2 separate regions of the Mus musculus genome follow, and region 2 is linked to region 1. Evidence: chromatin contacts called from ENCODE POLR2A ChIA-PET data. All regions are on one chromosome and are shown on one strand. The core of a region is the stretch at or near the end of the contact, and the rest is flanking DNA. Distances in the headings are between cores, read along the strand shown. Region 1 holds the start of Mlf2 (myeloid leukemia factor 2). Region 2 holds the start of Mrpl51 (mitochondrial ribosomal protein L51).

Region 1 (6,028 bases), core at 53-2,552:
TTTCCACAGGAGTCACACAGCCCCTTTCCCAGACTCCTGACCCCACTCGTCTGCCTCCCACGCAGGTCATGTCCCTTTAAAGCTGGTTGTAGGGCAAGAACTGCAGCATACTTAACTAATCACCCCAGGTCTCGATATGTTCCAACTGTTACCTGCATCCTGCGGCTGGCAGGCCTGGTTGCTGGCATGTTACCATCTGTGATGCTCAGGAAGGGGCTATATCCAAAGCCGCCTGACAACATGCGGCTCATGTGCTGACGGTGAATTGCGAAGGGGTCCCTGCGGAGTGAGCATACACTATAGAAGGCAGATTAACCCCCAGCCTTCTTCACCTCCCCGAAATGAAGTCAGGGTACACAGTGGCACGGATGCCGGCTTCCCTCTGAGAGCGGCAGCTGAGTATCCAGCTAATTCTAACTGGTTCCAGCCAAGGGAACCAACTCAAAGGTCTGCCTGAACTGCTCAGACCTGAATCCGAATGGGCTGAGGGCGCGAGGGGGAGGGAATTCTCACATCAGGAACATGGGATCCTCAGGCTCCACGTCCCTCATGAAGCGGAACATCGTGATCTCAGCTCCAGGGGGCTCCACACTGTGAAGATACGGAGGCTGTGTTTCCTGCAGGCGGCCAGGCTTATGCACACCAGCTCAGTGTTGCTACTCTTAAGGCTGCCTCTTGCATACACTATCACTGACCCCTCCAAACTCCAGGGAAGATCCTTCGCCAGGTGAGCCATATAACCTATGAGACCTGAGAGCCAGCAGCTCTCCAAGCCGGTCATGGAATTTTTCCCAAGCCTCTTAGTGGTGCCCCTCCACCCCCGCCCGCCATCCTCTCTTCCCCGAGCCACGGTCAGCTCCTCCTCCGACGCCAGACTCGATGAGAATCTCGAACGGCGGCCCGCCACCCCATTAATGACCCCCAACTACTCCGCCTTCTGCTGGCACTGGGCGCTACCAGGCCTCCCCGGGCAGGCCTCACTGCCCACCGATCCGGGCCGCCACTGCCCCAGCCCGTGCCTCCCGCCGGGCGAGCCGGAGAGGAAGGTCCACTCCCGGGATCGCATCCCTGCAGCCGTGCGGGCCGCGGCGCCCTGGCCTCACCGGTCCCCGACTCCGGCTCAGCGGCCCATCCGGCCGGCCTCTCCTCGGGGCGCTGCAGGAGCAGGGTCGCGGCCCGGGACGCAAGGATTGGTCCGCGCGGCAGCTTCTCGCCTCCCGCACCGCCTCCTGCCTTCGCCTGCCACCTCCGTACCCCCGCCCTCGGCCCGAGAAGCCGATCTTCGGTCAGGCCCGAACGGAAGTGACGTCACGACGGACGGCCCCGGGGGCGGGCTGCGGGAGCTCCGCCCACCTGCTTGGGAGGGAGGGCGGCGCGCGCGCCGTGGAGCCCCGGAGGGCGGGTCCTCTGGGGCGGGTGGGAGGTGTCATTAAGCTGGCTCGGGGATCTGGGGACAGGAAGAGGCTCCTGCAAAGGTGGGGGGGGGCGGAGCGGAATCGGGAGGGACCGGCTGAGCGCAACGTGGGGGCAGGGTGTGCCGCACCTTTTTTGCGGGGGGGGGGGGGGAGAGGCGGGCTGTCTGGGGGCGATCGGTGGGGCGGATCCCTGCGGGGACCTTTAAACACACTGCAGGAGGGGCGCTTAACCAGGGGAGCGCGTGGGCCTGTCCCTCTGGAGAGACGCTCGGGCGGGCGGTGTCCTCCGAGTGACGCAGAGAAGGAGGTGACAATTTAGCTCAGGTCTAGTTAAGCCTTGGAAAAGGCCAACCAGGGAAGGGAATCCAGGTTGGGAGTTTGGCCGCCAGAGGGCGATCCTGGGCCGGGCTGGATCCTTAGCTCCTTAGGACTCGGTGTTGGCTTAGGCTTCTGGACCACTCCAGGACCTGTCTGTGAAGGGTTGGCCTGGGCAAAGGCGTTAGTTCTGAAGTCTGTTTGCTTTTTGTTGTCGTTTTTTGGTTTTGGTTTTAGTGCTCAGGACCCAACTCAGGACCTTGGGCATACCAAGCACATGCCCTACCACTAAGCTATAGTCCAGTTCCTTTAGGTCGTAGGTCTTTAAAACTTTCTTTGTTCTGAGCAGGTAGATAGGTCAAGGGACTAAAGTTTAGAAGAATAAAGGGGTGGAGAGCTAAATTAAGCAGAATCACCCAGGGGTGGAGCTAAAAAGTAAGCCCAAGAGGGCTGACTCCAAAGCCAGAGACTGGTATTTTGACATACTAATTGTCTTGCACAAAATCTGGCTGAGCTGGAGAGAAGAGCCCTCCCCTTTGGGTCAGAGGATTTGAACTGTATTGGGTAGACTTTGACCCACAGAGATCCAAACTCAAAACTGTCCCAAGTTCTTTACTCTGGCTGTCAGCCACATTGGTACCGTGTGGAACCTGATCTGAAGAGAAAGGTTTATTCTAACCAACTCCCTGAGGGAAAAGGGTCAGTGGTTACTCAGGAAAAGATTGGGAGCAGAGACTCTCAGCTTCTTTCGATTTGATCATTGCTAGTGGGAAAAAAATAGTGCTAAGAGAAGAAACAGTGATATAGTTAACGTAAGCTGACAGATTGGCAAAGTGAAGCCAAAAAAAAAAAAAAAAAGGAGAAAATGTGTTTTTCATTGATATTTGATATATAAGACCTTCTTTAAATGCCTCTTGGTATCCCACCCGACAATTGTCCTTTCTTCTTGCTCTAAAGAAAAGCACTTTGACATTCCATCCAGAGTACCTCAGAGCTGCAGAGCCAGCTCAGTGGCTAAACATGCCTGCTGGTTGGTGGGGCACTGGGAGGGAGGCAGAAAAAGGATGATCTCTGTGAGTTAGAAGCTGACTTGGGCTACATAGCTTATCTAGAAGAAAAACAAAAGCATAAAATTAAAAACAAACAAACAAAAAACCCAAAAGCATAAAATTTAAAAAATAAATAAATAAAGCTTGCTGCTATTCCAGAGCAACCCAGGATGGCTGCAGAGTTGCAGCTCCAGCAGCTCTAACATGCACTGCAGAAATCAAGGGTGTGTACACACCTGGCATACTGGCACACATCTACACGGAAAATAAATCTGAAAAAGGAGCTTGCTACCTTGCAGAGGACCTTGTTCCAGGACCCACTTTGTGACTCTCAATCATCAATCGGTAAAACCCCAGTTCCAGGCTATCCAATGCCCTCTTTGGGCCTCTAGAGGGATTGTGTACACATTGTACACACCTATAGGCAAAAATACATAGAAAATAAAAATAAATCTGGTTATATAAAAGGGTTACTTTGGCCAGTGGTGACCTTTAATCCCAGCATTCAGGAGGCAGAGGCAGGTGGATCTCGGTGTTTGAGGTCAGCCTGGTATGGGAGGGGAGCAAGGGGGAGGAGAAGAGCAATCAAGCTCCGGAGAGCTGGGACAGCCAAGGCTACATCCTTCTCTAGTCTATAATATAGTCCACCTTCCCCCTAGGCCATTGTAAATACTTGTGTATGGGTGTAACTCAGCTATCTATAGTTCTAAGTATCTACTCTGGTTCCTCCTTGGATCACAAACTTACTTCTTCCTAGATAATGGTAAATTCCTGTGTAAGGCAGTGACTTAGCTATCCATGCCCAAGGTCGGATCAATAACTGCCTAGAATCTAACTTAGCTATATGTCAAAATATCAATCCTTAGGAGCACTTGTAATAAAGGAATATTAAGGGAAAGCACACAGATCTGTTCACCAACTAAAGCAAGGACATTGGAGCATTCGTTATACAGGATGCCAAGGTTCCAGGAGACTAAGTTTCCATGAACTTTTCGCCTCGGGACAGCACCCAGGTTTTTGGGGCCTGTCGCGCTTGTCACTACTGGAGTGGATGTAGCAGGCTGGGGAGATGGCTCAGCAGTTAAGAGCACTGACTGCTCTTCCAGAGGTCCTGAGTTCTAATCCCAGCAACCACATGGTGGCTCACAACCATCTGTAATGGGATCTAATGCACTCTTCTGGTGTGTCTGAAGACAGTTACAGTGTATTTGTATAAACAGAAACAAATAATATTTAAAAAAGAAAAGAAAACTCGTCTTGAAAAAACAAACAAAACAAAAGAATGTTACTTCAATGAGCATTCTGCCACCTACACTTAAAGATATCCTACACAAATGTTCTTTTTTCTTGTCTCTTTTGAAAGCAAGTCTCCCACACTCTCACTATGTAGCTCTGGGACTAAAGGTATATGCTCCCTACCTGGCCATCAAAGCAAGTTCTACATTGCTTGGCCACTCAACAGCTGTTTAATGAGCACGTGCTCTGTGCTGGGTCTAGTGTATTAAACAGACAGACAAGGCTAAGACAGCCCCTGCCACCTTGAGGTGTGGTCTTTTAGTCTCCTTGCCTGTGTGTTGCGTTTGTTTTGACATAGGTTTTTGCTATATAGCCCAGGCTGGACCACTTGAACTAATGGTAACTCTGCCTTAGCTTCCTGGCTACAAGGATTCTAGTTGGGTGCCGCCGTGGCAAGCTATATCTCCAGGTTTCTTTTTCTGTCTGTTATTTGCTGTCCTGTCTCCTTTCTTTAAGTCCTTTCTCTTCCTTCTCTCAGACTGTAAGGATGTTGCCATGTTGTTAGATATAAATCTGTAATCCCAGAGATACATAGCAAGTCTCTATGTGAGATGATGTCAGAAAAGATAGCAAACAGAAAACCTTAAGAATCTCATACCATTCCATTTTATCTTTGCATGCCTCTGTGTGTGTGTGTGTGTGTGTGTATGTGTGTGTGTGTGTGTGTGTGTGTATGTGTGTGTATTGTGTGTGTGTGTGTATGTGTGTGTGTATGTGTGTGTGTATGTGTGTGTGTGTATTGTGTGTGTGTGTGTGTGTGTGTGTATGTGTGTGTGTGTGTAACCAGGACCTTGCATATGGTAGATAAGCACTCTACCATTGAGCTAAGGCCACAGCCCTATTTTTTATTTGGGACAGTCCTATTGTGTAACCCAGGCTGACCTGAAACTTCCTGTGTTGAAGTTAAGTCCTGATTGTCTGTCTTCACTGCCCAATTGGTGGGATTCTGGGCCAGTGCTATACACTATCTTTTCCTAATTTAATTTCTGTTATATTCACCTGTGTATGGAGTGCTTCTATCATGACATGCATGCATGCAGAGGTCAGAGGACAATCTGGAGGAGTTAGTTCTTTTCCTCTACCACATGGGTTTGAGAAACCAAACTCAGGTCACCAGGATTGGTGGCAGCTGCTTTTACCTGCTGAGCGACCTCACTGACTCTATATGATTTTATTTTAAGATTCATTTAGGGGCCCCTAATGAAGGAGCTAGAGGGAACTGCAACCCTATAGGTGGAACAACAATATGAACTAACCAGTACCCCGGAGCTCTTGACTCTAGCTGCATATGTATCAAAAGATGGCCTAGTTGGCCATCACTGGAAAGAGAGGCCCATTGGACTTGCAAACTTTATATGCCCCAGTACAGGGGAACGCCAGGGCCAAAAAGTGGGAGTGGGTGAGTAGAGGAGTAGGGGTGTGTGTATGGGGGACTTTTGGGATAGCATTGGGAAATGTAAATGAGGAAAATACCTAATAAAAAAAAAAGAAAAAAAAGATTCATTTAGGTTAGCTATGGTGATGCATACCTTTAGTCTCCGCACTTGGGATGCAGAGGCAGGAGGATCTCTCTGAGTTCGAGGCCAGTCTGGTCTATGTAGTGAGTTCCAGGAAAGCTGGAACTACAGTGTGGGTTCTTGTCCAAACAAAAACATAGATAAATAAAAAAATTTTTTTAAAGAAAAAAAGGCTTATTTATTTGATGTGTATGAATGTTTTGCTGGCCTGATGTATGTCTGTGCCTGCCTGATGCATACAGAAGTTGGAAGAGGGTGCCGAGAAGGTCTGGATAGTTGTAAGCCACTATGTGGAACTGAACCCGGGTCTTCAGCAAGAACAGGGAGTGCTCTCGACCACCCACCGTGCTATCTCTCCAGAGCCTCCATGTAATTTTAAATGAGCGTATTTCCTCACCTAGGAACATTTACAAATTACAACTTAACTTCTTCTATT
Region 2 (5,743 bases), core at 1,849-4,348, 260 kb before region 1:
AGGAGGATGGGTCCCAGTTTGAGCTATAAGAGTTCCAGGCCAGCCTGAGCCTGACTTTGAGAGACTATAGGTTTTTGGTGTTTGTTTGTTTGTTTTTGTTTTTATGTTTGTTTTGTTTTTTCGAGACAGGATTTCTCTGTATAGCCGAACTCAGAAATCCACCTGCTTCTGCCTCCTGAGTGCTGGGATTAAAGGTGTGCACCACCACCGCCCGGCTTATTATTATTATTTCATGTTTTACATGCAATAATACATGCAGCTATGCCTGTGCACATGTGCATGCCTGTCTCCATGGGAAGCCCAGAAACTGGAAGTATAGTCAGCCTTGAGTCACCATGTGTGAGCTGGGAATTAACCTGGGCAACCTGCAAGAGCATCCCTGGGAGATGGCTGGAATCATCTCTCCAGCCCCAAGACTGTTTAAAAAAAAAAAAAAAATGCAAGAAAAATTCCCTGGATTACCTTTCTGTCATCTCCAGACTTCTCACTGAATTGATTTCAATTGAAACATAAATTCAAAAACCTGTGGAAAATGTGGTGGCTTAAGCCTTAGATCCAACACTAAGGTATTATCTCCATGAGTTCAAGGCTAGCCTGGTCTACATACTGAGTTCCAGGATAGCCAAGGCTACATAGAGAAAACCCTATCTCAAAAAACCAAAAGAAGTAAATGAAGAATGTCATAGCAAAACCTATTATTTTTGTAATATATACTAACAAAAGCAAAGTGCAGCAGAGGGTCTATAGCTCACTATAAAGTACTTGGTATATCCAAGACGCCAGCACTATGCCATATAGAAGAGTCTCTCAGGGAAGCCCACACTCATGCTCTCAAGTGTTTTACCTCTGAACACCTCTCTCATAGCCCTGATGCTCAAACCTGTATTAAAATATCTTTCTTTTTAAAAAAAGATTTATTTAATGTATGTGAGTACACTGTAGCTGTACAGATGGTTGTGAGGCTTCATGTGGTTGTTGGGAATTGAATTTAGGACCTCTGCTGCCTCAGTTGACCTTGCTCTCTCTGGTCAACTCCACTTGCTCTGGTCCAATGATCAAAGACTTTTTTATTATTAAAAATAAGTACACTGTGACTGACTTCAGATGCACCAGAAGAGGGCGTCAGATCTCATTATGGGTGGTTGTGAGCCACCATGTGGCTGCTGGGATTTGAACTCAGGACCTTCAGAAGAGCAGTCAGTGCCATCTCACCAGCCCTAAAATATCTTTCTTAAATGACATTTTTTTCCCCTAAAAAAAAAAAAAAAGCAAACAGGGTAGCACACACAGGGGTAATACTGGGTGTGATCTTTAACACTTCATAAAACTGGGCATGACTCAAGGTCAGCCTCCACAAAACTGCCCTATTCAAGAGGATGGGAAATGCTGTGGTACTCAGACAAGTTCCCTAACTTATAACTGATAAGAGCAGTACAAAGTGTAATTTCACTTTCCTAGTTCATTTTGGGGTGGCAGAGTCTTTAGAAATAGCAGCTACACTTCCAAGGGCCTGGGCGGCTAGTGGCAGAGTTCCCTAGAATGAGCAAGTCCCTGGGTTTCAGCTCCAAGATTACAAAAAAATAAGATAAAATAAATAAAAATAAATTCTTTAAAAACTTACACGAGGTGCCAGTGTCAGAAAGTGCCAGCAATAAATGATTGTTATAAAGGCCACAAGCATAACTGGGCTGTAAGTAATAGTAACAAAAGATCATGTGACTTAGGAACGAGGCAGACGTCAGAGTGCATGAGTAAATGTAGCACTGGGCATATCAGATTCCAAAGGAGCCCCATTTTTTTATTACATCGAGCACACAAAGCTCTCTCCTTGCTGGGATAAGTCCTGTTCCCCTTCTCCAGGGTGACACATTTCCCGTCCTATCTGTACTTCCCATGTCGGTTAAAGTGTTTGTAGAGATAGCTGATCCGTTTGTTAAGGTTATGCAGGTCCTCAATGAACATCCTGTTTCCCACAAATTTCTTCTTTCGGACACAACGCTGCAATTCATTTCCTCTCCAGCCTCGAAGCCATACTGGGCCCTTGATCAGTTCTTTTGGGTGCTTCTCGAAATTCCCTGTAACGTGACAGAATATATACTAGTTTCAAGAGAAGAGAAGTCAGCCTAGCCCAACTAGGCCTTCAACACAGTTTCATCTCCCTGATCAGAACTACTGACAGACAAGGCACACACCAGTCTAGTACAAGGGACAGAGTCTTTGTAACACTTGCTCTTCCAAAGGATTCCCCAGCACTCTCAACTGAAGGTTCACGACTGCCTGAAAGGGAAGTTCTAGGAAGTCACCCTGAACCTGCAGGCATTGCTTGAGCAGTACACGGTACACATTCAGAAAACACAAAAATCTTATTTAAAAAAGAAGAAAGAAAGAAAGGAGTAAAGACTTTGCAGCCAGAAATGTCTGGGTTCAAATACTGACACTCCCATTTACTCGCTTTGGCCCTCAGACCTGCCCACTACTGTGTTAGTGAGACTGAGTCCCGCACTCCTCACTATTCTCCGCATCTCAGACTGGTCTTGCCTGGCTTCATCTCCCGTGTAACAGGTTTGTGCCCCCAGGCTTGCCCCGGGCACATTACTATTCTCTCCACAAATAAAACCGAAAGAGTCAAGAGAGCATACTAATCCTTCAGAAACCAGGAATCGCGTCCTACCCAGGATTCCAATGTTGTCGTAGACGCCAAACAGAGCCCTCTTCTCGTTCCAGCGATCAACCACTTTGGGAGGTGGAAGAGTGAGCCTTACGAAGGCCAACCGTGGGACGCCTAGGGAAGGACAGAAGCATGAATCAGCACTGCCCAGTGACAAGCCGTTAGCCGGCCGTCCTACTACACTTAAGCCACTTACCCAGAGAGAAGCTTCGGCATGCCGAGGGCACCCAGCCCCACAGTCTCCTACTTGCCGCCCAAGGGACACTCCCTGCCATTACTCTAGCCTGTCCGCCTCAGTAGGGGCAGCAAACCAGCCGGAAAAATGGGGAGCGGGTGTGAATTCCAAAGCCAAGACACAGATTACAGTCCCAGGCGGGACTCACACGGTAGTGACAGTAAGAGGAGCCATTTTGGGCCTTACCCAGGTAGCTTAGGGAGTCATCCCAAGGTGGCTCGCACAGCCACAAGCCCCGCCCTCCAAGTTCCGGCCTGTGAGGCGCGTCCAGTCAAATACTTCCGGTTTAGCCCCTGGAAGAATGGAACCGCTGCGGTGTTTGTTGTCGCAGGAAAGGACGCCCCCAAACCGAAATTCCGTTAAAATAAGCTCTCTCCTGTCCCTTGCGCGTCCTCAACTGTGAGGGAAGTGGAGGACGGGAGCCTGGCGCTACGGCAAGCTGAGTTTTGCTGGGGCAGTATATTCCCGGAGTGTACAGGGCCGGGCGCCACATGGTTAAAAGCTGGACTGCTTTAGGCGGCCCGCGGAGAGACAACGGGTGACCATGCTTAGCCGACTACGGTAGAGATGCCGGGAAAGCGCAGACTCGGGGCCACGCCCCTCGCCCGCTTGCCCCGCCCCCGGGGCTGTGATTGGTTGGCTTCTCCAGCCTCTGTCGCGATTGGCCTCCTGGCAGCCGTTGAGGTTTGAACAGGGAATTGCGGGCTCCGCGAGCGCGACGCCTGGCGCTGAGGCGGGTCTCCGTCTCAGCCTGCCGCGGATTGGCCGGTTCCTCCGCTAGCTTGAAAACCATCTCGTTGTTTGGCGCGTATCCTGCCCTATTGTTTTCTTCCTTCCTTTTCAGCAGGGGGCTCTCCGGTTGAAGAAGCGGCGGGTGAGGGGTGTCGCGGGGTCCAGGTGAGATGTGGCAGTGCGAAAGGTTGGGAAGGGAAAGGTTGAGAAAAAGCAGGTCCAGGACGTGACGCAGCCTTTGCCGGAGTGCGGTCGGGAGCGACGGTCTGGTAGGGATGCCCTTGAGATCCAGTATGGCTGTGTGTCTGACAGATCAGAATCTGAATGTGTGGTGTGGGCAAAATCGCATAGCCTTACTACCCAATGTGTAAATTTGGTTGTTTCGTTCTGCACCCCATGAGACTGAAATCAGGCACAGGATAAGTAGAAGTTAATGTCCTTCCATTCCATTGATTGGGCTGGAACCCCAATGCTCAGTAAAATATTTCTTAAGGATTTTTTTCACTTTAAAATGGAAGCAATAAGTCTGTATGTATACACTGATTGTCACTTAATAGTTCATTAGTATTGTCTTGTGTTGTTGTGTTGTTGTTGTTGTTGTTGTTGTTGTTGTTGAGATGTACTCCTTGCAGCCTCACTGCAGTCCTGGCTGACATCAAACTCAGCAGTCCTCCTGCCTCAGCCTTCTAATGTTGCCTTTATACACATGTTCCACCACCCCTGGCTATTGACTAGTTTTTATCCCTTGATTCTTTTGATCCCCAGAGCAACACCATTTTACAGAGACCATGAGACTCAATGACTTAGTGTCAGAATAATAAGAATTATGCTCACTTGATCTATTTGTGTTGATTTTTAAAAAACTAATAGTGATATATTATTTTAAAATATCATACAGTTAATATATTTGGAGTTATTTAAAATTTATACCGAGAAAAACATATGTATTTTCAGTATTGCTGTAGACAAACATCTGCATAAGACTGTTCAATTGATTGTTGTGTTATATCACACAACTTTTATAATACTCATTGTTATTGTTACAATATTATATGTATATATATTTTTGTTTGTTTGTTTTGTTTTTTTTTGAGTTAGGGTTTCTCTGTATAGCCCTGGCTGTCCTGGAACTGCCTCTGCCTCCCGAGTGCTGGGATTAAAGGCGTGTGCTACCACGCCCAGCTTATTTTATAAATTTTAAAGAATATGATAAAAAACAAAAGGTATTGCAGGTTTTGAAAGGGGGGACTCTCTGGGAGGAGTTGGGGTACAAAAGGGAAAGAAGAATGTGATGTAAGTCTATTTACTCAAAATATGTAACAAATTCAGGTAAATTGAAATTATGTATCTTTTCTCATCAGAATGCAATAAAACTTAAAGGAAAAAATTATTCTCCTCTAGAGTTGCTTTTATATTGAGGGTGAGGGTTTGCAGGGGAGGGTGTTTTATGACAAGATCTCTTGCAGCCCACACCACGTAGCCGAGACTAGCCTTGAACTCCATCCTACTGATTCCCGTGGACTTGGGACATAGATATAAGCATGTGTTACTTTGTGCGGCTCTGATCTTATATTTTATAAGACGATTCATATAGCTGTTATAAGACTGAAAAACATTTGAAAAAATATATATTTTATTTATATTGAACTGAACCTGGGGTAGACTCAGTAGAAATGTTCTTGTCACATAATCAAAAGATGACACACTGGTAGATTTACACCATGCCTTTTTTTTTTTTGCTGTTTGGTTTCTAGGTGAACCAGGGGGAGAAAGATGTCTCCCCACAACTTTGAATTCCACTTGCCCTTATCTCCAGAGGAGCTGCTGAAAAGTGGAGGTGTGAATCAGTACGTTGTCCGGGAGGTGCTGCCCGTCAAGCACCTCTCATCCCAGCTTAGAGGTGAGAGACTCCATGCAATGATGTTATCCTTTCTGTTCTACAGCCCCGGGACACTCCATCTGGGCCAGGGAGGTCTTTCCTAGTCCCTGCCTTTAGTTGTTTGTTGTCCCATAGTTGGTTGGTTGGTTGGTTTATTTGTATCACCACATGGAATTCATGGCATAAAATGTCCTGGGCCATTTTTGAGAAAAAGGTGGTTTTTGTTTTT

Evidence for each region. ChIA-PET counts read pairs that join two places held with the same protein, here RNA polymerase II (POLR2A).
Region 2: POLR2A ChIA-PET joins it to region 1 with 18 read pairs in embryonic stem cell. The contact joins the promoter of Mrpl51 here to the promoter of Mlf2 in region 1. POLR2A ChIA-PET finds 5 or more read pairs at or near these places in 2 of 5 experiments (Patski and embryonic stem cell).

The regions. Positions count from the first base shown.
Region 1 is chr6:124,926,662-124,932,689 of GRCm38, reverse strand. Mlf2 (myeloid leukemia factor 2) reads right to left here and starts at 1,302. Exons shown (of 9, transcript NM_001170341.1): 1 at 1,104-1,302; 2 at 514-591; 3 at 153-279. The coding sequence starts at 563.
Region 2 is chr6:125,189,555-125,195,297 of GRCm38, reverse strand. Mrpl51 (mitochondrial ribosomal protein L51) reads right to left here and starts at 3,098. Exons shown (of 3, transcript NM_025595.3): 1 at 2,865-3,098; 2 at 2,672-2,782; 3 at 906-2,075. The coding sequence starts at 2,943. The coding sequence ends at 1,879. It overlaps Ncapd2 (non-SMC condensin I complex, subunit D2), which reads left to right and starts at 3,712. Exons shown (of 32, transcript NM_146171.1): 1 at 3,712-3,800; 2 at 5,390-5,535. The coding sequence starts at 5,409.